2 separate regions of the Homo sapiens genome follow, and region 1 is linked to region 2. The links are chromatin loops, found by intact Hi-C in ENCODE. Cell type or tissue: PC-3. All regions are shown on one strand. Each heading gives the region's core, and the rest is flanking DNA. Links, peaks and the distances in the headings are about the cores only. Region 1 overlaps LOC107986178 (a long non-coding RNA gene). Region 2 has its middle 78 kb from the start of HS3ST1.

Region 1 (12,545 bases), core at 2,693-10,692, 80 kb before region 2:
AGGAACCACTTTCCAAATGAATTACTGGGACCCAAATCCTGGTCTAGGGGTCTGGTTTTGAGAAATACAGCCTTCGGTACTGTCACATGACCAAACATAGGCCTCCTAGAATTAAGTTCCTGTCACTTTACCAACTTTCAGGACAACCTTCACAGTTTTTAAGGGAGGTGAGACCAGACATTAGTGCTGCATTGTAAAACTGACCTTTCAGTAGGGTGTGTGTGTGTGTGTGTGTGTGTGTGCATGTTTGTAGAGCTATGACGCAAAGTAATTTTGTTACCAATGTCATGGTCGATAGAGTTTATCATACATCTGCCATAGAGGGTAGCTATAGAGGATGATTGCTTACATGGAGACCAATTGGAGACAGTGACAATTGCCCAGAGAAAAGATATCCAAGGCCTTAACAATAGTAGTGACAGTGATGATGGAGAGGAGGAAACAGATTGCAGACACATTTGGGAGGACTTAGTTACTTCTTATCATAATGGGTTCTGGGTCCCCCTCCAGAAAGACATGATTGACATGATGAGAATAATAATAATGTAGTGAGAGTCGTGCCAATGGCCTAATGAACCTGAACATGATGTGCCCAGAAAATCAATTTCCTTGGAATAACTCAAGCAAAGCAAAACATACAAGGAGTACAAAGAGTGCTAGGCACTAAACGTGCAATTATAGTTTTCTGAGTTTAAAATTATGTTTGGGTATGTGGTGCACAATCTCTAAAATATAATTACCGAGGAACATAGTTTAATTTGTATCAGTCACAATTTACGGCTTGTCTATGTTTATAGAAATGATTATGGTTTGAAGCTTCTTGTGCCTTCCTTGATGCATAAAAAATGATTATCAAGCCTTCAGCAGCAGCCGCCTTCCCTGAGAATTGGCAGAAATGGGCCCTTTAATCAGGAACAAGATCCTACAGAGCCAACGTATGCAAATATGCAATCTCAGAACAACAGCTCACTTTTTATAATGAGAGAGTTGGAAAGAACCATAGTGAACCACAGCAGCAAGTGCCCACCTAAGAGAATGCCAATAATTCACAGTTACTGAGCACGGAAGTCTATACTCCCTTCTGCATCATCTTGCCACATCCAAACACAAGCCAGTTTCTGCCATCAACCTAACATGTTAATACTGTCATTGTTTCAAATAAACTATCAAATTGATCAGCTGACAGCCATTTTTCAAAAGACTTTATGAGAAGAGACTCTAGAAGGTTTTCAACTGTTGATGATTACTCATCAATGCTGCCATTAACTCATAATATGACCTTAGGTATGCCATTTAATTGCTTTGAGTTTCCAATTTTCTTATTTTTGTAATAAGGGCGTGAAACAAAAGGCTTCAAAAGGCCCCTCTAGCTCCCAAAGATGATGTCTCCATATGAATAGAAGTATGATAATTCTTTGAAAAGCTATTCAATGTGAGTATACACATTCACACATCATAGATGCATGCATACCCATACCATATTTTAGCTGTGAAATCTCAAATGACATAGGATTTGATTTATACATAAGAAAGAGAAAAAGAAATATAAGCAATAAGTTTGCATGGCCTTACGTTTAATATGTCACTTAGATGTAGCTTTGTTGTCCAAATTTGTCAAAAACTTTAGCAGGATAGATTCTGGTAGAAAAGATGTGAAACTTAGAGGCATGCCTCTCTTATTATAGGGCAGCTCCCACTCACTTCCTAAAAGCAATCCATCTGTTAGGTCAACCAGAGGCTGCACCCTGTTCTTTGGAGGGCAGTTATTTTTTTTTTCCATAAGAGTAAAAGGTATTGAAGAGAGCGAGAAGAGAAGTGCAAATGCTCTTAAGAGAATACTCAGATCTGAACATCATTATTAGGAGGCATTCAGACAGTTATTCATAGGCACAAAGCGCTCCCCAATCATCACATCAATTTTGTATGAGCTAAATGCTATGGAATTTGTTATACTATGGCCCAAAGTGGGTTTGAAAACTATAAACACTTTCTTACAGGATGATTGTGTAAGAAGTCACTTTCCGTGAGCTCCTGAATAATAGTATCTCCCAGGGGACTTATTTTTCAGCCAACCACAGGAGTCCCAAGAGCAGAAAGGGTTGGTTGGGGTCATAGACTAGAAATGCAGTGTTCAGTAGGAGGATCAGGTGGGTCATTGAGATGGTGACATTTGAGCAAAGATGTGGAGAGGAGGAAGAATGTGGCCATGAGGATACCTGAGGCAGGAGCAATTCTAGCAGTGGGAAGATCTAAAGCAAAAGCCCTGAAATGGAAGCCTGTCTGATGCCTTTGAGGAATATCAAGGCCAGTGAGGCTGGAACAGAGTCAGTGAGAAAAGAGTAGGAAGATAATTTAGAAAGGTAACAGGAAAGTAAGTTCACAGAGAATCTTAGACATTATAAGGGCTTTGGCCTTTATGTTGTGTTAGGTGAGAAGCTGCTGGAAGGTTTTAAGCAGTGAGTCATGTAGTTTGTTTAAAAGCATCACCCTGGCAGTGCAGTGTTGGAGTCTGTACAGGGGCAAGAAAACAATGAGGAAGATCAGTTAGGAGGCAAATGTTGTAGTCTAGGAAAGAGGAAATGGAAATGGTGGCTCAGAATAAATAGATCAGTAGAGGAGGGGAAGATGAGATTCTGGATATACGTTTTGAAGGGAGAATTAAGAGGACCTCAATTCTGAAGGTTTGAATGTGGGATATGAGAGAATAAATCTGAATGATTCCAAGATTACTGACCTGCACACCAGAAGGGTGGAATTGCCATCAACGGAAATGGAGAAAACTAAGTCATGGAAGATAAGTCAATGATCTGGAAAGAAAATGCTAAGTTTAAATGGACTATTGGAAACCCATAAATACATTTCAGGTAGACAGTTGGATATACAAGTCTACAATTCTGGGCTGGGCTTAAATATTTTATTACCAAAAGCATCCAGGTAGAATTTAAAAACAAACAAACAAAAAACAATAAAACTATAATAGGGCCCAGAATATCCCCCTTCTTGTTATATCCCCAAAAGAAATAAAATCAGCACCTTGTAGAGATATTGGCACTCCTGTCTTCATTGCAGCATTCTTTACAAAGCCAAGATATGAAAGCAATCTAGAGTCCATTGGCAGATGAATGGATAAATTCTGGCATGTGTGCACATACATGCACACATACACACACACAGAGGAATATAATTCAGCATTACAAAAGGAGATTCTGCCATTTGCAGAAACGTGGACAAACCTGGAGGACATCATAGTAAGTGAAAGAAATCAGACACAAAGAAAAATACGACGTGATTTCATTTATGAGGAACCTAAAAAATGTTAAATACATAGAAAGAAAGTAGAATAGTGGTTACCAGGGTCAGGGACTGGGGGGATGGGGAGATCTATATCAAAAGATACAAAGTTGCAGTAATGTAGGATGAGTAAGTCTAGAGATCTAATGTATAGCATGAGGATGGTAGTTAATGATATTGCATTGTTTATTGGAAATTTGCTATGAGTACATTTTAGGTGTTCTTATCACACATACAAAAGATTAGTATGTGAGGTGATGGACATGTTAATTTGATGGACTGTAGTAATCATATATATGTATGTCATGTGTATTACAGGTATATTTTGTATATATGTATATCAAAACATTATGTTGTCCACCTTAAATATAGACAATAAAAAATACAGAAAATAATGAAGCCATTAGACTGGATGAGAGCAACACAGAGAAGTGAGGATGGAAAGAAAAGAACAAAGTAGCAGCCTGGATTCCTGAGGCCTTGCAGACTGGAAGGAGACATGAGAAAAGTACATCATGAAAGAGCCAAATAGCAGCCACTGGAGGTAGAAGTGAAACCAGGAGAGGACCGTGCTGGAAGCCAGGTGAAGAGAGGACCCTGCTGGAAGCCAGGTGAGGAGAGAACCATGCTTGAAGCCAGGTGAGAATGGTATTTCAAGGAAGAAGAGGGAGTGATGGTGTCAGACGTCGCTGAGAAGCAAAGTAGATGCACACTGACAACTGATGACTGAATCAGACTGAGAACTGAGGGCTTCAGGAGGAGTCGGGAGATGGAGCCAAAGATTTTGCTGCAAAGGGAAGAGGGGTGGTACCTGTTTGGGAGAATGTGGCCAGGAGGAATTTTTTTTTTCTGTGTTTTAAAGATAAAATAAATAGCAGCATGTTTGAATGCTGAAATGATGAGGATAGAGGAAATCTTTATCAGCAGAGAAAGGAGACACGCTGAAGCAATGTGATGGGACATTGTGTGCTGCAGAAGGACTGGCTGTTACTATGGTTAACACCCAGGAAGTCAGGGTATCTGATGTGAAGGCCACCAGGTGTGTAGATAGTGAGGTGGCACTGGGTGACATTATTTACCCAATCAGCCCGTCATACTTTACTATGTTTCACACTCTCTGCCTATTGTTCTCCCGCTGATTCTTCTAGGTGCAACCCACAAGCTACTTTGTTCAAACTTGAGCTGTCCAGTTACCATCTGGGGCGGTTAGGAAAAACCCTAAAATCTGGCTGGGTTTTTTTCTTTCGACATAAAACTAATCATGTCCTTAAACACAAGCAAAATAGTCATGAGACAAGAGAGAAATTCAAGGTCAATAAGCTTTCTTTAGAATTACACAGCTAGGAAATTTAGTTCAAAAAGCTGTTTCAATTTTGGAAATTCAAAATAATAACATTTTAGTTTGAATTGCACATAAGAAGAGAATCGCCATTATGTTTTTAGTGCAGATTAAGTCGCAGGATCTTAATTTTCCCCTGCCCCAAAGCCACATGTTCTGGTCCCATGAGAGCAGCCTAAAGACAGCACAGGAAAGTCACATTTCTGTAGCTGCTGGTAGAAGTGACTAGAGCTGCAAATTCGAGTCTTGTCAGTGGAGAGAAGCTGCAAACAAGATCAGAGGAACCACAGCTTCTGTCAACTTGCATGTAAAAATATGGAGTTGGAGATCCACCAGCATTACCAGCAGGTGAGAAAAAGTCAGGAAAATGTTGACCCTCTTAATCCCCCGTTGCAACCCTTCATTCCAATCTACATATCTGGGATACAATTTTTTTCTTTTTTTTTTTTTTTCTGAGACGGAGTCTCTCTCTGCTGCCCAGGCTGGAGTGCAGTGGCACCATCTCGGCTCACGGCAACTTCTGCCTCCCGGGCTCAAGCAATTCTCCTGAGTAGCTGGAATTATAGGTGCACACCACCACACCTGGCTAATTTTTGTAATTTTAGTAGATACAGGGTTTCACCATGTTGGTCAGGCCAGTCTCGAACTCCTGACCTTGTGATCCACCCACCTCTGCCTCCCAAAGTGCTGGAATTACAGGCGTGAGCCACTATGCCTGGCCTGGGATACAATTCTAATGCTTCCCCTGATATTTGAGACCCATTGCTTGCTCACTTCTTGGCCTGCTTCCTTCTCTGTATCCTTGAACCCTCATCCCACCATGGGTTATATTTGCTCACCCCCAGATCTCTGCACGTGCTGCACTCCCCTTACCTGACATGCCCATCACTCTTGCCTATGTCAAGCTAACTTTTTTACTTTCAGGTCTCAGAAGAGTGGTGACTTCCCACCTGAAGCCTTCCTTGACACTGCAGCAATCTTGGAACAGCCAACACTTACACAGCTGTTACTATTCGTGAGTTACTATCCTATGAAATTCGTAGAAATTGACACACTCAAACCTCACAAACAATATTATGGTTATTATTATTTTCATTTTACAGGCGAGAAATATTATGCTTAGACAGGTCAAGTAATTTTTAAGGTCATACACCTTATGAATGTAAGAGCCAGCATTTTCAGTCATGCCCAGCCAGCCCATGACTAGAGACCCACTTTGAAGCTTTACTCTAGGCTGTCCTTCATAAAAGGGTATAGAAGTTGCAGATTTCAGAAGTTTTATTGTATTTGTTTTTTCACTTGTAAACACCTTTCCCACTGGACCTGAGTGTGGTTATAAACATTTAAACTCTACCTCCTGAAAGTGGGTGTGTGTGGCCTGGTTGCTAGAATCAACTTCAAATGGCCTCCTATGCTATCTTAAGTCAGGTAAGAAAATGAAAATATATTTAGTTGGAAGATTTACTGATAGAAATGTACAGTAGCTGCTTTACCCTCCTAGTATTTAAAATAACTCCCCACACAACATGTCCCGGTCATTACCACTTGCGCTGAGTAAATGGAAAATTATTTCACACAGAGGCTTGTTCGTGTACAATTTGGTTAGGTTTATTTTGCTTTAAGATATATGATTTGATTCATTAATTCATTCATTAATGAAGAGTCTAGCTTTAAACAAATGTGAAGGTCACAGCTAGGAAGAGGTAGATCCTGGATTTTAGCTTAAGAAATGTATCTCAGATTCAGGACCCTCAAGACAGACTACTGCACTGCAACGTAGAAGAGAATGTTCTGAGAGCATTAAGAAAACAAGGCTAACTCTGTTAGGTGTTCAGTGAAGGCTTCAGAGAAGAGCCATCATTTGAACAGCAATGTGATAGAATTACAATTCTGTGAGTCAGAAAGGCTGTGCACACATTCAACACCCAGAACCAATAAAAATCTTCAGCACTGCTCTCACCAGGCAGGTGCACTCCCACTCTGTGTGTGCTTCCCTTTCTCTGCATATCCTGATCACATCCACCTTCTCTACACAGACGTTCCTGAGACTCTCTAAGAGGAAACTCTTGATACATCTTGCCTGAGTTATTCTTTTGGCAATAACCAAATTCAGCCTCCTGGCATCTTGCCCAACATTTTGTACCTCTTATGTAACTTAGTTGGTAATCTGTCATCCAGTCCTTTTTGCACAGGCACTATTTATGGCATGATAAAAAGAACATTTGCTGTAAAGATAAACGCCATGATTTTGAATCCAAACCAGGCATGTCCCCCATCATTATATTCAATCTCTCAGATCCTTCATTTTCTCTCCTATAGAATTGAAATAATAATACTCCTCTAATAAATGTGGCAAAGTACTTAACTTTCTCCTCAACATTTGTCTTCTGTACAGTGTCTTGCATAGTATTCAGAAAGGTGCTGCAGATGTCTCATGAATAATGAAAAGATTTGCTTCAGACATTATTGGAATTATGCATATGGGCTGAGTGTTAAGAGAACATAATAGCAAAACAAACTTCCTGATAAGGGAAAAGACAGAAGGAGATATAAAATACTGCAGACATCTTTCCAGACCCTCATTGTGGAGCATCATTGGGACACCCACGCTCCCAACTGCAGACTTCCCCTACCTGTGCTAATATGTTCAAGGCACACCCTGAAGTGTTTACTACTAAGAAATGAGAGAATCTTGAGTCTCAAAAATATAAAAATTTGAGTTAATTCAATGTGGATAAATAAGCATTGCTGACACTCCTAAAAATTAGTGTGACCAAAGAAAGTGATAGCAGTCAATCTGATTCTCTGTTGGCATGAGTGTTACCGTCTGCACTGATTCTTTTGTTTAAAAAATTATTATTATTAGTTATGTGTTTCATAGAATTTTTTTTTCCTTTTTTTTTTTTTTTTTTTGGACAGAGTCTTACTCTGTTGCCCAGGCTGGAGTGCAATGGAGCGATCTCATTTTACCACAACCTCCGCCTCCAGGGTTCAAACGATTCTCCTGCCTCAGCCTCCTGAGTAGCTGAGATTACAGGTGCCTGCCACCATGCCTGGCTAATTCTTTATTTTTTTAGTAGAGATGGGTTTTCACCATGTTGGCCAGGCTGGTCTCGAACTCCTGACCTCGTGATTCACCCACCTCGGCCTCCCAAACTGCTGGAATTACAGGTGTGAGCCACCAAGCCCGGCCCCATAGAAAAAGTTTTAAAAGGATTTTGGAGACAAATCAGTTTTAGTCTTACTAGCTATTTGACTTTGGGTAAATTAACTGCCTAGTCTCAGTTTTCTCATCTATAAAAATAAGAAAAATGCAGCAGCTGCCATCAATGCACCAGCACTCCAACTGCCTTTAGATTTCACCTTTAATAAAGACTTATACAAATTGTCATTGCAACCCCTTCCTGGGTCTTTTCCTGGGCAAGGGGTTCTGAGATCAAGGACAGAGAAAGTCCTGAGTGTAGCAGATGTTAGAGCCCCTGGAAGCCCCTTACCCAAGATGACTGGAGAGTTGGTTGATAAACATCCATTCACTCCCACCCCTTCTCTTCTTTGAAATTTCTCTGAAGCAATTTACATTGTATCTCAGATTTCTCCAACAGCATTATCTTGTTACACACAGGGATAATTTGCTTGAGAGTACATCATTTATTTGCTGCTTTTCTTTCCTTGTCTTACTTCCTCACCCACCTACCTGAAAATGCTGGGATCCTTCAGTTTCTGAAGGGACGCAGAACACAGCAGAGGATAATATTATGTACATCTGAGTGATTTCATGGCATAAGCTTGGCACATTTCTTGGCCCATTTTATCTATTTGGATTCAATCAGAAATCAGAAGCAGTTGGAGATATATCTGAAGCAATTTATTGCAAGGAATCAGCTTACGTGATTGTGGGGCTAGCTATGCAGGTCTGAAATTTCCATGGCAGGTTTCTGTGAAGGTTGGTTGGAACTCTTGGGCAAGAGCTGGTGCTGCAGTTCACAGGCAGAATTTCTGCCTCCAAAGGAAGCCTCAACTCTGCTTTTAAGAACTTGCAACTGTTTGAATCTGACCCATCAAGATTATCTAAGGAAATCCTCCCTTACTTAGAGTCAATGAATTATGGACTTTAATCAGATCTACAAAATACTTTTATAACAAGTATTGCTAAGTATTTGATTGAAAAGTGGGGATTGGGTGGAGCCAAGATGGCCAAATAGGAACAGCACCCGTCTACAGCTCCCAGTGTGAACGACAGAGAAGATGGGTGATTTCTGCATTTCCATCTGAGGTACCCGGTTCATCTCACTAGGGAGTGCCAGACAGTGGGTGCAGGACAATGGGTACAGCGCACCATGCGCAAGCTGAAGCAGGGCGAGGCATTGGCTCACTCAGGAAGCGCAAGGGGTCAGGGAGCTCCCTTTCCTAGTCAAAGAAAGGGGTGACAGACGGCACCTGGAAAATCGGATCACTCCCACCCTAATACTGTGCTTTTCCAACGGGCTTAAAACACGGCACACCAGGAGATTATATCGCGCACCTGGCTCGGAGGGTCTTACACCCACGGAGTCTCAAGGATTCCTAGCACAGCAGTCTGAGATCAAACTGCAAGGCAGCAGCGAGGCTGGGGGAGGGGCGCCTGCCATTGTCCAGGCTTCATTGGGTAAACAAAGCAGCTGGGAAGCTCAAACTGGGTGGAGCCCACCACAGCTCAAGGAGGCCTTCCTTCCTCTGTAGGCTCCACCTCTGGGGGCAGGACACAAACAAACAAAAAGACAGCAGTAACCTCTGCAGACTTAAATGTCCCTGTCTGACAGCCTTGAAGAGAGTAGTGGTTCTCCCAGCACACAGCTGGAGATCTGAGAAAGGGCAGACTGCCTCCTCAAGTGTGTCCCTGAGCCCCGAGCAGCCTAACTGGGAGGAACCCCCCAGTAGGGGCAGACTGACACCTCACATGCCCGGGTACTCCTCTGAGACAAAACTTCCAGAGTAACGATCAGGCAGCAGCATTTATGGTTCACCAATATCTGCTGTTTTACAGCCACCGCTGTTCTGTAGCCACCGCTGCTGATACCCAGGCAAACAGTGTCTGGAGTGGACCTCTAGCAAACTCCAATAGACTTGCAGCTGAGGGTCCTGTCTGTTAGAAGGAAAACTAACAAACAGAAAGGACATCCACACCAAAAACCCATCTGTACATCAGCATCATCAAAGACCAAAAGTAGATAAAATCACTGGAAACTCTAAAAAGAACAGAAAAACTGGAAACTCTAAAAAGCAGAGCGCCTCTCCTCCTCCAAAGGAACACAGCTAATCACCAGCAATGGAACAAAGATGGACGGAGAATGACTTTGACGAGTTGAGAGAAGGCTTCAGACGATCAAACTACTCCGAGCTACAGGAGGAAATTCAAACCAGTGGCAAAGAAGTTAAAAACTTTGAAAAAAAAATTAGACGAATGGATACCTAGAATAACTAATGCAGAGAAGTCCTTAAAGGAGCTGATGGACCTGAAAGCCAAGGCTCAAGAACTACGTGAAGAATGCAGAAGCCTCAGGAGCCAATGCGATCAACTGGAAGAAAGGGTATCAATGATGGAAGACAAAATGAATGAAATGAAGTGAGAAGGGAAGTTTAGAGAAAAAAGAATAAAAAGAAATGAACAAAGCCTCCAAGAAATATGGGACTGTGTGAAAAGACCAAATCTACGTCCCATTGGTGTACCTGAAAGTGACGGGGAAAATGGAACCAAGCTGGAAAACACTCTGCAGGATATTATCCAGGAGAACTTCCCCAATCTAGCAAGACAGGAAAACATTCAGACTCAGGAAATACAGAGAATGCCACAAAGATACTCCTCGAGAAGAGCAACTCCAAGACACATAATTGTCAGATTCACCAAAGTTGAAATCAAGGAAAAAATGTTAAGGGCAGCCAGAGAGAAAGCTCGGGTTACCCACAAAGGGAAGCCCATCAGACTAACAGCAGATCTCTCAGCAGAAACTCTACAAGCCAGAAGAGAGTGGGGACCAATATTCAACATTCCTAAAGAAAAGAGTTTTCAAACCAGAATTTCATATCCAGCCAAACTAAGCTTCATAAGTGGAGAAATAAAATTCTTTACAGACAAACAAATGCTGAGAGATTTTGTTACCACCAGGCTTGCCCTAAAAGAGCTCCTGAAGGAAGCACTAAATATGGAAAGGAACAACCGGTACCAGCCACTGAAAAAAGATGCCAAAATGTAAAGACCGTCAAGGCTAGGAAGAAACTGCATCAACTGACAAGCAAAATAACCAGCTAACATCGTAATGACAGGACCAAGTACACACAGAACAATATTAACTTTAAATGTAAATGGACTAAATTGTCCAATTAAAAGACACAGACTGGCAAATCAGATAACGAGTCAAGACCCATAAGTGTGCTGTATTCAGGAAACCCATCTCACATGCAGAGACACACATAGGCTCAAAATAAAGGGATGAGGAAGATCTACCAAGCAAAGGGAAAACAAAAAAAGGCAGGGGTTGTAATCCTAGTCTCTGATAAAACAGACTTTAAACCAACAAAGATCAAAAGAGACAAAGAAGGCCATTACATAATGGTAAAAGGATCAATTCAACAAGAAGAGCTAACTATCCTAAATATATATGTATCCAATACAGGAGCACCCAGATTCATAAAGCAAGTCCTGAGTGACCTACAAAGAGACTTAGACTCCCACACATTAATAATGGGAGACTTTAACAACCCACTGTCAACATTAGACAGATCAATGAGACAGAAAGTTAACAAGGATACTCAGGAATTGAACTCACCTCTGCACCAAGCAGACCTAATAGACATCTACAGAACTCTCCACCCCAAATCAACAGAATATACATTTTTTTCAGCACCACACCACACCTATTCCAAAATTGACCACATAGTTGGAAGTAAAGCACTCCTCAGCAAATGTAAAAGAACAGAAATTATAACAAACTGTCTCTCAGACCACAGTGCAATCAAACTAGAACTCAGGACTAAGAAACTCACTCAAAACCACTTAACTACATGGAAACTGAACAACCTGCTCCTGAATGACTACTGGGTACATAACAAAATGAAGGCAGAAATAAAGATGTTCTTTGAAACCAACGAGAACAAAGACACAACATACCAGAATCTCTGGGACACATTCAAAGCAGTGTGTAGAGGGAAATTTATAGCACTAAATGCCCACAAGAGAAAGCAGGAAAGATCCAAAATTGACACCCTAACATCACAATTAAAAGAACTAGAAAAGCAAGAGCAAACACATTCAAAACCTAGCAGAAGGCAAGAAATAACTAAAATCAGAGGAGAACTGAAGGAAGTAGAGACACAAAAAACCCTTCAAAAAATTAGTGAATCCAGGAGCTGGTTTTTTGAAAAGATCAACAAAATCGATAGACCGCTAGCAAGACTAATGAAGAAGAAAAGAGAGAAGAATCAAATAGACACAATAAAAAATGATAAAGGGGATATCACCACCGATCCCACAGAAATACAAACTACCATCAGAGAATACTACAAACACCTCTAGGCGAATAAACTAGAAAATCTAGAAGAAATGGATAAATTCCTTGAAACGTACACCCTCCCAAGACTAAACCAGGAAGAAGTTGAATTTCTGAATAGACCAATAACAGGATCTGAAATTGTGGCAATCATCAATAGCTCACCAACCAAAAAAAAGTCCAGGACCAGATGGATTCACAGCTGAATTCTAACAGAGGTGCAAGGAGGAGCTGGTATCATTCCTTCTGAAACTATTCCAATCAATAGAAAAAGAAGAAATCCTCCCTAACTCATTTTATGAGGCCAGCATCATCTTGATACCAAAGCCGGGCAGAGACACAACCAAAAAAGAGAATTTTAGACCAATATCCTTGATGAACATTGATGCAAA
Region 2 (12,545 bases), core at 3,139-11,138:
TTAGGATGGGCTACAAGGAAGATTCTGGGAAGATTTTGGAACAGAAGCAGTAACCATTTTGTAGCTCATAGTTTTTGTTACTGATCTGCTGACTCACTTATTGGCATGAAGCAGCAGCTATAGGTCTGCAATTTCTCTGCCTTCTCTTAGATCACTCCTTCAGCTTGTCTAATTCCCAGATCAGGTGTACGTTTAGCTCTGTGATAAATGGTCCCAGCTTTTGCAGGACACCCTTTCCACTACCAAAGTCAGAGGCAACAAGAATGGACGCAGGCTTCAGTAGATTTTTGTGGGGCTCCATTTCATACTTGTGGGGACCGGCAAATTCATGATCTTCCTCTCCAGAATTCCCCCGCTCTGGACTTCAGGCTTCACCAGCAGATGTGGAGACAGCCTTTAGACACTGCTTAACCAGCTTCACAATTATATAAGGCCAGTTCCCTGTAACACGTTCCTTTATTATCTCTATCCATCCATCTATCCTAGAGGTGCTGCTTCTTTGGTAAACTCCGACTGATACAGTCACTATTAGGTTGTAATTAATAATAAATACAGCTAACATGTATGGAGCTACCTATTAAGTGCTAGGCACTTCTCTGACTACTTTACACCCATTTTACCTCAGGACAGCCCCATCAAGTCAGGGACTATCTTTCTCATTTTAATGACAAGAAAATTGAAGCAGAAAGAGGTTAAATAACTTCCCCAAGTCACACAGCTAGCAAGTGGCAGGGCTGGATTCAAACCTGGAAAGATAGACTCTAGAGATCACATGTTAACTACTGGCCAAAATCGAGATCATGTAAACTTCACTGTTAGAGCTCATCTCTCCACTGGGGGTCTTGACTTGGAAAATAGAAAAATAGTTTTTATAAGTGAAGCAGCACATACATGACAGAGGTAAGAAAAAGCAGGCAGTGAGCATGCATTGAACAGTCTCTGTGTTCCAAAAACTTTGCTACCTTTTGCGACAGATGTAGAAGAAATATAACATATTCCCCTCTCTCAAAAATTTACAACCTAATGAAGAAAGCTGATCTGGAACTTCCTGAGATGCTGTGCTTTCAACTGAGGCTAACCCATACCCCAGGCTGACCCACTTCATTACTCTATGGCTGCCCCACAATGTGGCAAAGCTCTCGTCCTCTAACATTGTTTATGCTGAGTTTCTGTGAGCAGATGGGAAGACTTATCTGTTGCCCCATCTCCCCATGTTTATTCTCTCAGTATGCAATTGCTCCATACTCATATCACAGCAAGCATTTCTCCAGGTCGTGAGGGGACACTGTAACACAGAGGCTGAGAGCCTGGTTACTCAGAGAGGGGTCCTGGGACCAGTAGCATACTCATCACCTGGGAGCTCGATAGAAATGCAGAGTATCAGGCTCTATCTCAGACCTGTGGGATCAGAATATGCATGTTAACACTGGTTTAAGCACTGGCTTAAAGTAAAGGCTTGAAGTCAAACTAAGTTAAACTAATAACTTGGCTTTTTACTTGCCAAATGATCTTGGGAATGAATTTGCCTTTATAAACCTCAGTTTACTGTCTAAAAATGAAGATAATAATAACACCTGCCTCATAAGTCTGTTTTGAAAATTAAATACATTGCACAGTACCTAACATAGGGGTAACTGTCAATTAATATTAGCTAATGTATCATTATTGTTATTATTAGCATATGACCCCTGCTTTATGAGAGACTATACCTATAGTCTAGAAAAGGGAAACGTGGGCTAATAAGTATATAGATTTACTACAAATACCATAAGACCTTTTGTTCCAGGTATTTGTGCCAGAGGTCCATAGCTTTTTACCTATGAGACATCACCCAAACATTAAAACCATGGTTCCTATTTGCTCAAAGGACGCACAGAAACATTATCTGTTGGCTGCATAATGAATACATGTAGAGAGATTTTTCTATTTTCATAAACAGTATTTTGCTTTTGTTTTTGTTTTCCCAATTTTCTATTTGAAAGCCTTACTTCTGGCACCCACAATGCACCCACAAGTATCTGAAGCTCAGAAATCTCCAAATCGAGGATCTAAGAAGTAGATCTCAGGTCAGAGAAGGACCCACAATTTGTAGGAATATCAGTCAAAATGGAAACAGGCCAGAAACAGAATATCTAGACATGCTGAATTGAAGTAGCTGAGAGGAATAGGAATGAGATGGTTTATGTCAAACCAGCTACCAAGGACAAATAAGACAAACATCAGATTTCACAAGGATCAGTTGGGGAAAAAAAATCTGTGAAAGAATATGTCGCCTACATTGTTTTCCTTTTAAATCACCTTTTCTTTTTAACTTTTTCATGGTGTCTCTTCTCCCCCAACAGATCTCTAAAGTTTTGTGTTCCTTGGATTCTATCTCCAAACCCCTTATCCACTCTCCCTTAATTCTTTTCTTAGGTGATTTTATGCAGTTTCCTCTGTTTAAATACCAGCAATACAGTAAGACTCTCAAATTTGCATTTCTAGCTCTGATGACTCCCCTGAGTCCCAGGCTCAACTTCCCATTCAGCATTTTCACTTAGAAATCAAATGGGATCCAAAACTTAGTTTGGTCTAAAACGGACCACTTGTTTACCCATGCCACCCCTGTCCCCACCAAAATCCACCATCAACCCAGTTATCAAGGCCCCAAACTAGGAGGAATCCTTGATTTGTTTTTTCTTTTCCTTCACCCTAGTTCTGTGCATCAGCAAGTTGTATGAGCTCTTCTTCCAAAAAGCATCCCAAATCTGGTCTTTTGCTATTATCTTTGCCACTGAAATCCTAATCCGGGTCAGCATAGTCCATCCCCCAGATCAAGTGCCATTATCTTGATGATGGTCCTCATCTCCACCCACGTGTCTTACAGGCAGCTCTGCACACGGATGCCTGAGTGAGCCTTATAATCAGACGGTGTAAGCTTCCCTGCGTAAAACCATGCCCTAGGCTTTTACTATGCCCTACAAGGCCCTTCATGAAGTGGCCCCTGCTTCTGTCATGAATTTCATCTCAGGCCACTCTCTTTCTCATCCCAAGCTCCAACCACCCTGACCCTCTTGCAGCCCTTGGAATGGTATACTAAGTGCACTCATTTCAGGACCTTTGTATCTGCTGTTCCTTCTATTTGAAGTGCCTTCTGTAAACCTTCGCATGACTGCCTTCTTCTTGTTACTTAGTCAACACAAATGTCATCTCATTTATGTTGAGATGACATTTGTGTTGAGCTTAAATGAGATGACATTTCTGTGGAGCTTTTCATCCCCAGCAACTCCCTCAGGCACTGTTTAACTTATGGATCAATTTAATCTTTTTCATAACACTTTTTAAAAATTAACATTAGCTTTGTAATGTATTTTTGGTTGAATATCTACTTGTTTCTTTCTCTAGAAGGTAAGCTCTTTGAGGGCAAAGATTATGTCTCTCTTGTCTGCATCAGTACCTAGAGCATTGTCTTGCATGTGATAGGCACTTACCATATACGTGTTGACCAATTGATCTTGTTTTGAATGTGCAGGTTCAGCCTACTATATTTATGCTGTCTTATATCTGAAATCAGCTGACCTATGTGGTTAGCTTAAGAGCTAATGCTCAATGCTAATTAGGAAGCAGTGTGGTTTCTTGGACAACAGCTAAATATTTTTATGAAAAAAATGAAATATGAAGACAAAGCTTCTCATGCGCATGCCTTAGTTGTTCATTTCTTTAGAACATAAAATTTGTTTGTACACACAAAAAAGATGTTGTATCCAAAAATTATTCCAAAAAAACATTGTTTTGTGTTCATGAAAAGAAAGAAACTGTGTTTCACCTTGTTAAGCGTTCGAGAATTTTCTGTGTTCAGTGACACTGGTAAGGCTGGAGAGTTGAAATGAAAATTTCTCTTGGGATAAAAATAGTGAACTGAAAAGTAGTAAATCAAACACTCTTCATTTGCATGTCTCAGGGGCCATGTATAGAAACTAGCATCTGATACAATCTACAGTGTACAAACCTGGGAGTGTAAGCTGCATGAAGGCAAGGGCATCATCTATTATTCATTATCATTTTATTCCCTAGCTATAACTCAGGGCTTAGGATGTAGTAATCACTTATTAAAACTTTGTTGAAAAAGTAAAGGGGAATTATGTTATAAATGGCATTTTGATGTTGCTATTATGGAATCTTTTATTTTAGAAGCATCTCCAATATACTAAGTACTGCACTAGTGGCTTGTAATAAAGAATGCATCAGAAGAGCAGCACTTTATGGTGGACAGAAAACTGCAAGGAGTGTCTGTAGGTCTTGACCCTTATATGAGATCTGTCTCAGCGTAACCTCGAGCAAGTCTCATAACCTCTCAAAGCCTCCACTCTTCAAATAAACAGAGAACCCAGTGCTGCATAACTATAGCAGCTACATTTCTTCCTGGCATGAGCTATGAGTCTGACACTCTACAGGGTTTTCCACATGGGCAGTTTAATTTAATCCTCAAAGCAAAGTACGAGTTATATTTTTATTATTAATATCACCTTGAGCAGGCTATGGCATTTGTCCACCGTCACAAGTCCAAGGACTCTGAACTTGAACTCAGGTCTTCCTGACTACCAAGCCAATGCTTTTGGATCTCCATCTCATGCTTCTCTACTTAGGTTGGCCATCTGCCCAGGTTTGCTTGGGACAGTGCCAGCCCTGGCTGGTCACCATTTGATATAGTTTGAATATATGTCCCTGCCAAATCTCATGTTGAATTGTAATCCCCAGTTTTGGAAGTGGGGCCTGGTGGGAGGCGTTTGGATCATGGGGACAGATCCCCCATGGCTTGGTGGTGTCCTTTTGATAGTGAGTGAGTTCTTGTGAGACCTGGTTGTTTAAGCGTGTGGCACCTCCCCTCCCTCCCCACTCTCTCTCTTTCTCCTGCTTTCAACATGTGATGTGCCTCCTCCCTCTTCAACCTTCAGCCATGAGTAGGAAAAGCTCCCTGAGGACTCCCCAGAAGCCGAGGAGATGCTGGTGCCATGCTTGTACAGCCTGCAGAACCATAAGCCCATCAAACCTCTTTGCTTTATGAATGACCAAGCCTCAAGTATTCCTTTATAGCATTGTGAGAATGGCCTAATACAGTTTTCCTAGTGATCTTTTCACTTTGCGACTTGTGAACTCTCCACTAGAGGCGGCCCTCTCCACTAGAGGCGGCCATCAAATAGGTTCTGTTCCCCTTCCATCTTTACTTTATTCTAGAAAGAGTACAGAATCAGGTGACCACAAGGAAGCTGAAGGGGGGCATGATCACTGCACTTTATTAAATGGATCTGGGTGATATGGTTTCTTATGGAGAGTCAGGTGGCCTTGAAATGAACACATCCAAATTTATTTGCCAAACTGAGAATGAAAGAGCTAAAGGGGTAATAACGATGATGATGTTAATAATATTAATAATATGATAATGATTATAATAAAAACAACAGCAGTAAACACAACAATCATTGGAATTAGTATAGTTTTTTAGCCTCAATTATGTAAACAATTAAGTGTTCATTCATCAGCAAATCCTTAATGCACAGTTACTGTTCACCAGAGAAACTGAGCAGCTTTGTGTACCATTCTTTTCTGTGAATATCCTAATCTCTGAACCACTTTCTTCCCTCTTACCTGTAAAATGGGAATAATAACCTCCACCTCATTGAGAGTGATGGGGCTACTATTCAAAGAAAAAAAAATTATTGAAGGAACCATCCCCTAGCTAAGTAAATGTTTGCCTCTGACTCCTTTAATTCAAGTACCATGGCATAGTTATTCATAAAAGTCAGTATGTTTATGCATTCTTTCACTCAACAAATATTTATAATATGCATAATATATGTCAAGTACAGAATACAGGCAAAATACATAGTTAATGTAATACAACAAAAAAAGGCAGTGAAAACAAATTTACAAAGGTGAGAGGATGAATAGCTATGGAGGGGATTGTGTGACTTTAAGCAGGATGATCAGGGAAGTCTTTCTTCTGGGGTTGACATTGGAGCAAATAGGTGAAGCTGGTGAAAGCACGGACTATGCAGGTGCACAGACAGAGTTTCACATGGGGAGAGGAGTGTGTGTGCATGGGCTGCGGTGGGAGTGGGGACCAAGAAACAGCAGGAGGACCGGTGTTGCTAGAGCTGGTGAAGCAGAAGGAAGGGAGCAAGAGAAGTCAGAGGCAGAGTCATCAGTGATGTGGACCATGGCAAGAGGCTGGTGATTTACTGGGATCCTATTTCCAGTGTGATGGAAACTGTTGACATGTTCCATTGAAGGTCGGTTAATAAAGATCGATCATTAAGTCAGAGCTAGTGTTTCAGTGAATACCGCATGCTAAGACAGCATGAATATACACCTTGTGCCAAAAGTTACTTGCTGAAGCAAACCAGACTAGCCATGACCAGGTTGAGAGACCATGACAGCACAGTGGAAGACTCCACATCCAAGGGAGTACCTTCGAAATGGTACTCCCTTGTGTACCATTGTGAGGGAGTACCTCACAATGTGGCAGATAGGAGGCCCTAGCTTGCAGACCTATCCAAGATCCATGATGGGACATGAGGAATTATGTGATCAGTGCCAATGAATCCTGTGGAGATTTCTTTCCAGCCAATTGCCTTGAATGACAGGATCTCAAACTCAATTGAATGCTCTGGGCCAGGCTAGGGTTTCATAGACACAATTTCATTCAAATCTCACAATAGCCCCATGGGGTGGAATTTCCATTTCACACTTTGCCTGTGAGGAGTCTGAGATGGGAGATGGTAAGTGATTTGCCAAGTTCACAGCTAGAAAGCATTGCTTCCCAGACATGGAAGCCCACCTTCTCCCTACACAGCCCCTGCGTATTTGTGAGCCTGTAGACACTTCCTCTTTGTCCCTTTCATCTTGCAGCAATAAAACCTGCCAAAGGATGACTTAATGCCAATAATAACCACCTCCCCACTGCAGGGGCCTCTGCAGTTTACCTAGCTCCTTCATACTCATTTTCTTATGCCCTCTGTGAGCCAGTTCACACCCTCCCTGCCTTTTATTTTCACAGGCATGGCAGGTACAGGATGTGATAAATACTCTGAACAAGGAAACATTTAGCCTAAGCCAACTATTATCGGCAGCATCTATGACGAATGACTTAATATAACCCTGAAAAGCACAATGTGATGACTAATTTGTGGTTAAAGGTAGTTGGAAATTTACTTTGTAAAAAATTACATGGAAGTAACCTGATTAACTTTGAAAGAGAGAGCAAAAAAAAAAAAGGGGGGGGGCAACAAAATACACAAATAATGATTTACTCCTCCTTGCAGAGGTAGCAATAAAGATAAGAATTACAACCCCAAGACCAAGAGACGGAATGAACATGTTTCATTTTGCATACTGGATGAAGAACATGGATCAGAGCAGGAAATGTTTAAGTAAGAAAGCTCTGGGGCTCCATGGACTCAAGCAGACCGTTTGTTTTAGATGGGAAAGGAATCTTTGGCTATCTAGTCTCTTCAGTTACCTGATGAAGAAACTGAGGCATACACACAGGATCTTATTTGGAGTCCATTGAGTCAAGGCCTTCTCCTTGGCAGGGAGGAAAACGCAGCATGTTTCTAGAGAAGGATGCAAACTCTGAGGTCCTGATGGCCTGAGCTTGCTGGCTTCGTCTGGGCGACTTGGGACAAATCACCTAACCTCTTTGAGACTGAAATGTTTTATATGAAGACCATGAATGACAATACAAACTTCCTAGTGTTGTAAGAGTTAAGCAGCTTATTGCACCTAAAATACCCAGCAAAATACCTGGCATACAGTAGGTTCACCAAAGAATGTTCATTCCTTTCTTCCTCTGCCTAGTTACTGTCTTTCCCCATGGAAGTCATGAAAGCTGTATCAAGCCTTTCTTAGTTCTCTAACTCCACACCCCTCACAAAAAAAAAAAAAGAAAAAAAATTGACATTAACCTCATTTTTCATTTCCTAGACTGCTGTAGCAAACTATCACAAACTTGGGGGCTTAAAACAGTGGAAATGTTTTGTCTCACAGTTCTGGACGCCAGAAGTTTGAAATCAAGGTGTCATTAGGGTTGGTTTCTTCTGGAAGCTCCAAGGGAGAATCTGTTCGATGCCTCACTCCTAGCTTCTGGTGGCTGTGGGCAATCTTGGCATTCTCTGGCTTGTCAATGCATCACTACAACCTCCACCTCCCTCACGTGAACTTCTCCTCTGTGTCTGTATGTCTATGTCTCAAATCCCCTCTCCTTTCTTTTGTAAGGATACCAGCTACTGGATTTACAGCGTATCCTAAATCCAGGAAATCTAAATCCTGAGCTTTCTAAATTAATCCCATCTACAAAAACACTATTTCCTTTCTTTTTTTCTCCCTCTTCTTCTTATTTTTCTTTTTCAGATGGAGTCTCACACTCTGATGCCCAGGCTAGACTGCAGTGGCACAATCTTGGCTCACTCCAACCTCCACCTCCCAGGTTCAAGCAATTCTTCTGCCTCAGCCTCCCAAGTAGCTGGGACTACAAGTGGGCACCACCATGCCTGGCTCATTTCTGTATTTTTAGTAGAGACAGGGTTTCACCATATTGGCCAGGCTGGTCTCGAACTCCTGACCTTGTCATCTGCCCACCTCTGCCTCCCAAGGTACTAGGATTACAGGCGTGAGCCACCACATCCGGCCCCAAAACACTATTTCTTTTTTTTTTAATTTTATTTTTTTATTATTTTATTTATTTTATTTTATTTATTATACTTTAAGTTCTAGGGTACATGTGCACAACGTGCAGGTTTGTTACATATGTATACATGTGCCATGTTGGTGTGCTACACCCATTAACTCGTCATTTACATTAGGTATATCTTCTACTGCAATCCCTCCCCCCTCCCCCACCCCACAACAGGCCCCGGTGTGTGATGTTCCCCTTGCTGTGTCCAAGTGTTCTCATTGTTCAATTCCCACCTATGAGTGAGAACATGCCAAAACACTATTTCTAAGTAAGTTCACATTTACAGGTACCAGGGGTTAGGACTTAGACAGATCTTTTGGGGGAAGGGACACAATACAACCTACTAAAGAGAGCAAACAACTTGTGTCTCTTGGGGACCCTCTGATTTCTCATACCTAGTACAGTGCTTGTAACCTAACAAGTTTTCATTAAATGCATGTGGAAAACATGAACACTGTCACTTTAAGACTTCCCGTCTGTGATCCTACATTCCTGCCAGATGGCCCCTCTAACCCTGAGAGCCTCAGCTTTCCCAACCGCCTGAGCATCCCACTGTCTGTACCATCACTGAAGCTCCACAGGAAGCCAGGCCCCTGGAAGGCACAGCTCAGCAGGACTGTGTGACTGTCCCCTGACAAGCTGCATGGCAAGGTGCCTACATGCTGTTCAGAAAAGCAGAGCAGGCCTTGTTTCTGCTGAGCTCCATGGAGACAAATGTCAGTGACATTGCTGCCTGCTTTGGTGACCTTCCTTACCACAGGGACATTGGACATAGTACATTTGTGTTTACAAACGCCTCTGCCTCTCTACACCCTAACTTTGCTTATGAGTGTTCCTACTATCCTGAATTTTTTTTCCTCCCCTTCCTATGGCATTTTTATCCCAACTATCAAATTTATCCCACTTTAAATATCTTCCTTAGCAATAACTTCCCAAATAGCCCAATCTACTTTCTACCTGAATATATACTTTCATAAAGTTCATATTTATTCTTTAAAAGATTTAACACAATAGTAAATAATGATGAGTTTAATTACTTGTATAATGCCCTGCTTCCTGAACTATCTTTAAGTTACATGAGAGCAGATCTTTGTCCATTGTATAAATAGAATGCATCTCCAATGCCTGGAGCTAGAAGGTGCGGAACATGTGGAAGCGACCACTTGAATCTGCTTGCCACACTTTTTGTCTTAGCCTTTAGTCCTCTCATTCACACTTCAACTTTCCAATTCCCCCTTCACTCACTGTAAAGTGTATTCATGATCTATATTATCGTACACAACAAGCTTGGTTTCCCAATATCCAGTTCATCATCAAGTCCTATTCATGGAGCTATCAAATACCCATTGGCTTCATCCTTCCACACTGGTAGGTGGATTCCTACCTGTATTTGTTTGGTACAGCTGCCATAACAAAGATAAGTGGCTTTAACAACATAACTTGGCCCTAACAAAGATGGTGCCTTTAACAACATAACTTGTTTTCTGGAGGCTAGAAGTCTGAGGTCAAGGTGTAGGCAGGTTTGCTTTCTTCTGAGGCCCTTCTCCTTGGCTTCTAGATAGATGTATTATCTCTGTGTCTTTATAATGTCTTCCATCTGTGTATATCCATGTCCTAATCTGATCTTCTCACAAGGAAATCAGCCATATTAGATTAGGGAGCATGCTAATGACCTCATTTTAACTTAATTACCTCTTTAGAGGCACGATCTCCAAATACAGTCACATTCTGTAGTACTACAGGCTAGGACTCAAGATACAAATCTGGGTGGGTGACAAATTCATCCCGTTAGATTTCAGTTCAAACAGTACTTCCTTGGAGAGGTTTGCACTGATATTTCAAATGAAGTCAGACTTCCTCATTACAGCCTCTTATAGCAGCCTGCACTGTAAATTCATGGCATTTACCATAGTAGTAATTTCATATGTGTGTTTGCAAATATTCTATTTATGTGTAGCTCTCTACTAGATTATAAACTCCATGAGGGCAGTGGATGTGTCTGGTTTTTCTTGCCATTAATAGGTCCAATGCCCAACATTAGCACTTCTTACCATTCACTCTTTATTATCATCTTCCTTTTAATTTCTAGGATACCATGGGTCCTTTTTTCTCTTTCTATGCCTCAAGATTGTTCAAGATTCTTCACTTTCCTCCTGCTTTTGACCTACCTCTTGGATATTGTTTCTTTGAGATTCTGTCTTGATCACTTTCTCTTCTTGCTCAATGAGCTCTATCTGGGAAATTGTCAACACTCTCAAGGCTTTAGTAAATATCATGTTCTCTCAATGACTTCCAAATTTCTGTATGTAGTGTGGTTCTGCCTTCATTGATTCATTCCTGTATTCCCTACTACCTACAGATTATTTTAACTTTACCCATTCCTCAAAAACATGTTCAACAAAGCAATTACATTTACCTTTAAATCTACTCTACCTCTATTTGTTGGCTTAGTGAATGGCATCAGTGTACACGCAGTGGCTCCAATAATAATATATAGTATAGGAACCCATTACCAATGTAACAGATAAAAATATAAAGAGTATCCAATCCAGCTTCTCTCTCACATCTCAAACCCAACCATGTTGACTCCTGTGTACTCCTTGGTTCATTTCTTAAATCAGATGCTTACTATTTCTCCATAGACACAAGAATATTTAACTAAGCCTAGCAGAGACACAACAAAAAAAGAGAATTTTAGACCAATATCCCTGATGAACATCGATGCAAACATCCTCAGTAAAATATTGGCAAACTGAATCCAGCAGCACATCAAAAAGCTTATCCACCATGATCAAGTGAGCTTCATCCCTGGGATGCAAGGCTGGTTCAACATATGCAAATCAATAAATGTAATCCAGCATATAAACAGAACCAAAGACAAAAACCACATGATTATCTCAATAGACGCAGAAAAGGCCTTTGACAAAATTCAACAACCTTCATGCTAAAAACTCTCAATAAATTAGGTATTGATGGGACATATCTCAAAATAATAAGAGCTATTTATGACAAACCCACAGCCAATATCATACTGAATGGGCAAAAACTGGAAAAAGTCCCTTTGAAAACTGGCACAGGACAGGGATCCCCTCTCTCACCACTCCTATTCAACATAGTGTTGAAAGTTCTGGCCAGGGCAATCAGGCAGGAGAAAGAAATAAAGGGTATTAAATTAGGAAAAGAGGAAGTCAAATTGTCCCTGTTTGCAGATGACATGATTGTATATCTAGAAAACCCCATCGACTCAGCCGAAAATCTCCTTAAGCTGATAAGCAACTTCAGCAAAGTCTCAGGATACAAAATCAATGTGCAAAAATCACAAGCATTCTTATACACCAATAACAGACAAACAGAGAGCCAAATCATGAGTGAACTCCCATTCACAATTGCTTCAAAGAGAATAAAATACCTAGGAATCCAACTTACAAGGGATGTGAAGGACCTCTTCAAGGAGAACTACAAACCACTGCTCAAGGAAATAAAAGAGGATACAAAGAAATGGAAGAACATTCCATGCTAATGGATAGGAAGAATCAGTATCATGAAAATGGCCATACTGCCCAAGGCAATTTATAGGTTCAATGCTATCCCCATCAAGCTACCAATGGCTTTCTTCATAGAATTGGAAAAATCTACTTTAAAGTTCATGTGGAACCAAAAAAGAGCCTGCATCGCCAAGTCAATCCTAAGCCAAAAGAACAAAGCCGGAGGCATCATGCTACCTGACTTCAAACTATACTACAAGGCTACAGTAACCAAAACAGCATGGTACTGGTACCAAAACAGAGATATAGACCAATGGAACAGAACAGAGCCCTCAGAAATAATACCA

What was found. Peaks named below come from ENCODE experiments on the same cell type or tissue, not always from the same donor. Only the 100,000 strongest peaks of a DNase experiment are listed, where the experiment ranks them.
Region 1: a loop joins it to region 2, with 6 times the contacts of the local background. A loop is called at or near these places in 1 of 110 quality-filtered maps.

The regions. Positions count from the first base shown.
Region 1 is chr4:11,579,798-11,592,342 of GRCh38, reverse strand. The region is part of intron 2 of LOC107986178 (a long non-coding RNA gene); the gene reads right to left. Among named protein-coding and RNA genes, the nearest start is that of HS3ST1, 160 kb to the right of the region's middle. In PC-3, for the core only: no CTCF peak of the experiment used is centred there; a DNase peak (open chromatin) is centred at 6,622; H3K27ac peaks cover 1,527 bases.
Region 2 is chr4:11,500,192-11,512,736 of GRCh38, reverse strand. No RefSeq gene overlaps it. Among named protein-coding and RNA genes, the nearest start is that of HS3ST1, 78 kb to the right of the region's middle. RefSeq lists an enhancer at 6,614-7,813. In PC-3, for the core only: no CTCF peak of the experiment used is centred there; a DNase peak (open chromatin) is centred at 7,036; H3K27ac peaks cover 2,185 bases.